2 separate regions of the Homo sapiens genome follow, and region 2 is linked to region 1. A link is an interaction called in ENCODE POLR2A ChIA-PET data of the cell type or tissue named here. Cell type or tissue: PC-3. All regions are shown on one strand.

Evidence for each region. ChIA-PET counts read pairs that join two places held together with the same protein. Peaks named below come from ENCODE experiments on the same cell type or tissue, not always from the same donor. Only the 100,000 strongest peaks of a DNase experiment are listed, where the experiment ranks them.
Region 2: POLR2A ChIA-PET joins it to region 1 with 6 read pairs; 1 of 35 experiments calls an interaction of 5 or more read pairs at or near these places.

Annotation. Positions count from the first base shown.
Region 1 is chr11:120,120,459-120,122,958 of GRCh38, reverse strand. It overlaps TRIM29 (tripartite motif containing 29), which reads left to right. Exons shown (of 9, transcript NM_012101.4): 5 at 1-5; 6 at 2,294-2,386. Among named protein-coding and RNA genes, the nearest start is that of TRIM29, 16 kb to the left of the region's middle. In PC-3, a CTCF peak has its summit at 1,669; DNase peaks (open chromatin) are centred at 898 and 1,418; H3K4me3 peaks cover 349 bases; H3K27ac peaks cover 2,395 bases.
Region 2 is chr11:118,633,876-118,636,375 of GRCh38, reverse strand. PHLDB1 (pleckstrin homology like domain family B member 1) reads right to left here. Exons shown (of 23, transcript NM_001144758.3): 10 at 828-983. Among named protein-coding and RNA genes, the nearest start is that of MIR6716, 8.9 kb to the left of the region's middle. RefSeq lists an enhancer at 836-1,506. In PC-3, no CTCF peak of the experiment used is centred here; a DNase peak (open chromatin) is centred at 1,435; H3K4me3 peaks cover 1,015 bases.

The DNA.
Region 1 (2,500 bases):
CAAAGGTAAGAGGGAGCCCCTCACCCCAGACCTAGTGTCTCTCCTGCTGCCCAGGGGCCCCCAAAGTCCGTGCAGTGACTCTCAGCCAGGTTCCTTCTGAGTGGGGGTGATGGCATGTCCAGTTTGCCTGGGAAAGTCCTGGCATCTACGTGTTGTCCTGATGTGATGATGAACAGGTCTGTGTTAGCTCTCAGAAGTGTCCTGGTTCGAATGAGAAGTTACCTGGTGCCAGCTCCTCAGAGGCATTCCTCCCGGGCCACACAGGCAGCACCTCTTTGCCCTCCTTGCCTTCTCACTTCCAGCCCACACCTCTGCTTCTCTTTCCTTCCGGAGGTCTCCTGGGCTCCCTTCTGCCAGGCCGGTGCTGTGTTTTGCTTTGGCTCAGGTTTTGTAGGGGCTGAGCCCTGTGAGATGGCTGCCGACCCCAGGACCATTCTGCTCCCCTAGGCAGGGAGAGTGGTCCCTCCTCTTCTGAGTTTCCTGGCTCTGCACCCTGGCCCCCTTGGCCCTCCCTCTCAGGCCCTGGACAGTCCCAGCCTGCAAGGTGCCGGCCTAGCACAGACCAGTGCCTGCCTGTCCTTGCCCTGTGGTGGCCTCTCACATTCTTGGGCGCCAGCAACAAACCACAGCAATACCCGTTACATAAGGGTGGGTGTGCCAGCCCTCGGACCATGAGGGTGTGTGCCTGTGCATGTGGGAGAGGGAGGCTGGGGGAGGAGGGAGGCCTGGGTAAGGCACAGGGGCTGGGGAGGGGGAAGCCTCCGGGAGCTAATCAGTAATTCACACACGTCTTTCACACACACACACACACACACACACACACACACTCACACACACAATGGGAGAGGCTTGGGGGATTTGGAGAGATGAGCTCAACAGAAAAGCACCTGTGCCGCCCCACCCAGTTTGAAAACAACCCCTGGGCTTCTTGGTTGTTGGGCTTTCCCTCCTCTGACATTCCTGGTGTGGGCCAGGCCCCAGCCGGCCAGCCTGCCTCCTCCCTGCCTGGGGTGCTGTGCCTTTGGGCAAGTTCTGGGAGTGCCGGCCCCAGCACCCCTCTCCTCAGAACCCCTACCTGGCCTCGCCCTGGCCCTGTCCCTCCTGTCTCTCCCTTCCATCCATGGACCAGGCCCTGGGGTGCCATCGAGTGCCCTGACAGGCTCCTGCGGGTCTCTCCTGCTCTGTAGGAGACTGAGGGCCCAGTGTGAGCCTCCTGCAGGTTGTGGGAGGGGGTGGAGGGAACAGCAGCACCCACTATGATGCCACCCCGAGGGCCTAGGGCCTGGGGCATCTTGGGCAGGCCTCAGTACCTGTATCTGAAGAGAGGGGAGGTTGTGCTCACATGCTGGGAGACTTCCCAGCTCTGCACTGTGAGTCAGTCTATGATGTCTGTGATGGAAGAAACAGGTTCCCCCGGCATCCCTGCCCAAGCACTGTGGGTAGCCTGTGCCGAGGACAGGAGGGACAGGAAATCTGCCCTCTGGGAGCTCCCAGGCTCAGGGTGGAGTTGGGGGGAGAACAGGAAGCAATCACCAAGGAGATGAAAGAAACAAGGCCCCTAAAGGGACTGGGTCCTGAGTCTGGGAGCTTTGAGGTCAGTGGGATTGACAGTGGCTGTGACTCCTTCCCTGGAGGGGTGAATTTCCAGGAACCTGTGCTCAGTAGAGGGAGCATGACTGCGAAGGGCAGAGGGCATCAGGGAACACAGGCACAAAGGCTTACAGGAAGGACTGGCAGGGCCGGAAATGGGGGTGTGGTGTCATCTGAGGGTCAGGTGGGGAAGGACAGAGGTAACAGAGGGCTAGAATACACATGGGGAGCTCATTGTTTTCAGCTGGGTATCGGTGGTGGTATCAGTCCCCACTGCTTCCTCACAAGGCTGTTGTGAGAGCCCAGGTGTGCGGGAAGGAAAGCACTTGTGAAGTGAGGCTCTGATCTCCCGGGAAGCAGCAGCCTGGGTGGGCCCCTGGGAGGTGTTTCTGGCTCATTAGGCCACTTCCAGGAGGCCCCACCCTCACGTGGCTGAGAGCCTACTGCTTCTGCCCTCGTGGTTGCCATGGCCTCTCCAAGTTTATGCTGATGCTCTCTGCACGGTTACTAACAGAGTCCTTCTACTCTCAAAAGCATGCCAATTTGGGTGATAAATTAGTTGATTGACTTATGTCAGACCCAAAGGACTTCTCTCAGTGGTGGAATCCAGGTCCTGTGATGGGCACTTGGGCAACTTTTTGGGGGCAAGGAGTCCTGATGAGACAATTTTCTGCAATGACAGCCCCCTTCATCTGCTTCACAGGTGGGGTCCGGACATCATACCAGCCCTCGTCTCCTGGCCGCTTCACCAAGGAGACCACCCAGAAGAATTTCAACAATCTCTATGGCACCAAAGGTAGGTGGTGGCTCAGCTCAAGGGTGCACAGAGTTCATGTGGGGCTGTGCAGGCAGGAGGGGCATAGAGGTGGGTCCAGGGGCACAGGGCTGGGACCCCAGTGTGAGATGAATG
Region 2 (2,500 bases), 1.5 Mb after region 1:
CCCCAGGCTAACCAGCAAATCCCCTACGTCACCAATTTTAGACACCCCTCCCCAATCTCACCACCCTCACTTCCCCCACACTAACTCCAGCCAAGCAAAATGTACATGCATGTGTGCATGTGCATGGCCACAAGCTTCAGCCATAAGGGTGGAAGCTGCTTGAGCCATCCTCTCCAATCCCTCCCTCACCTCTTCCCAACCCTTACTAACACATACCTCCTCCCAGCTTTACTCCCCAAACATACACAGTCACCTGTGCCACCATCCTGTGGTCTGGCTGAGATCAAGAGCAGGTGATCACAGTATCTAGCTAGCGTGTCACAGCTGGCCAGGCCACAATACCCAATAACCCTTGTTTTATAGCTCAGCCAAGGCAGGGCTGAGCCATGGCTGGAACCGAAATGAATGCCCTTTCTAGGGCCCCTAGCTGGCTCTAATATCCAGATCTCAAATCTTTCTGTGTGTCCCAGCACTTCCACCAGACAAGAGCTCTGCAAGCACAGGGGCAAGCCTCCTCCTCCTCCATCTTTCACCTTCCTGCTGGGCCAGTGCCAAGCTCTGAATGGGAGCAGAATCCACTTTCCACTGGAAGACTGAGGGGAGTCAGAGCTTAATAATAGTTATTCTTCACCGAGTGCTCATTACAATCACATCCTATTCTGTCTTTACATCTTGTTTAATTCTCACAACAACCTGTTGTAATTCTCATTTTACAGACAAGGAAATCCAGGCACAAAAGACGAAGTTAACTTTTGTGAGGTCATTGGGATTCAAACCCAGGTCACTGGCCTCCAACAGCACGCAGCAGGGAACGAGGTGGGGCACACCTTCCTCTTGGCGATGCTGCGGAGCAGCTCAGCCTTGCTCCGGAGCAGCCCCTGGCCGGCCAGCTCGCGCTCCTCCTCCACGCGGCTCTCCCGCTCCAACTGCTGGAACTCCAAGTCCTCAAAGAGCTTTGTCTCAGTCTCCAGGGCCTCTGCCTCCTTCAACGACAGTGACAAAGGGGGTTGGGTGGTGCTTGCAATGCCACTCTGGGCCTGGAAGACCAGGCCACAGGGGCATGCGTTGTATGGGGCTGGACCCGGGGAAATTGGGTAAGAAACCTGCCTCCCCCCAGCTCCCGCTGTACTTGGCCTTGCCCTTTTGCGGGCATCATGGCCTGGAGCGCTGATTCCCCAACCTTCCCGGTTCCCTCCAAACCGCAGCACCGACCCTGGTGTCCGGCAGGTACTGCAGAGGCCAGGTGGTCCCGTCCCACCGCTCTCCTCTCTTCCTTCTGGGGCGTGGCCCGCGGGGCCGGGGGAGGGGGGGCGGTGGAACTGACCCTTCTCAGCTGCTCCTGTAACTGTTCCCGCACTGACTCGGGGCAGTTATCGAGCTGCGTCTGGAGCTCGGCGTAGAGCGCCTGGCGGGCCTCCAGGTGCCTCCGTCCCGCGGCCAGCTCCGCCCTCTCCTGGTCGGCGGGAGGGCGAGGGAGAGGGCGGGGCACAGGGGAGAAACAGAACACACACTCCTCAACTCCGGCCCGGCAGCGGCGGGAGGGGAGCGCGGGAGGGCGGCCAGGGCGGGACAGAATGGGGGTCGGCAATGGGGGTTGAGAGAGGAGAAAAAAAGGCTAGAATCAAAGAGGAGAATAACCAGGCGAGGAGAAAGAAAAGGGCAGAAAGGGAAAGTGAGGAGGGAAAGAGGTGAAGAGGGAGAGGGCCCAAGGCCAGGAGCTGAAGGTAACACGGCAGTCAGAGGTGCAGGGGATGAGGTAACACAGGCAGAGGTGTGGGGGCAGGGCACAGATTTTGGTCTCCTGAAGTCCCTTGAACTGAAATTGTTGGGTAGGTCTCGAGAAAAGGCCCTCTGTTTTCTCTCCAAACCAGTCAAGGCTGGTTCTGCATCACAGAGCCTCCAGCTCTCATCCCTCCCCTTCTACTACAGCCCAGAGACCAAAATTTAACCCAGGGAAAAAGGGTAGTGATGGTGAGGGTTAAATCCAGGGTTGGGCGTCAATCAGGAGCTGAGGATGTTAAAGCAGTGTGGCAGAGGGGACCCCAACCCAACACCCTTGGCCTCCCTCCCCTCCTGCCCAGGGTCGGGGTGGGGTGTTGGCCCTGCAGGCTGAACTTCAGGGATGAGGGTTGCAATTAGTTCGGGCTGTTTCCATGGTAATGAGTCCCAGGAGTGGGTACAGAGGGGGTGGACGGTTCTTTCTGGGGTGAGATGACACCTCTGAGGGTGGGAAGGGGGACGAGGGGAGGGTTTGGTGAGTCACCCCTCAAAGGACAGGCAGAGGAGAAACTGTGGTTACTGATTCCAAAGCCAGAGTGGAGCCATGGGCTGAGGGCAGGGGAGGGAAGCCAAGTGAACCCTCCACACCATTGCCATCACTACCACCATCACCACCACCACCATCACTACCACAGCCTCGAATAACCTCTCTTCCCCACAGAGAAAGCGAAGTCTAGGCCTCCAAAAAACTCCAGGTCAGTGGGAAATGAGGTTAGGCAGG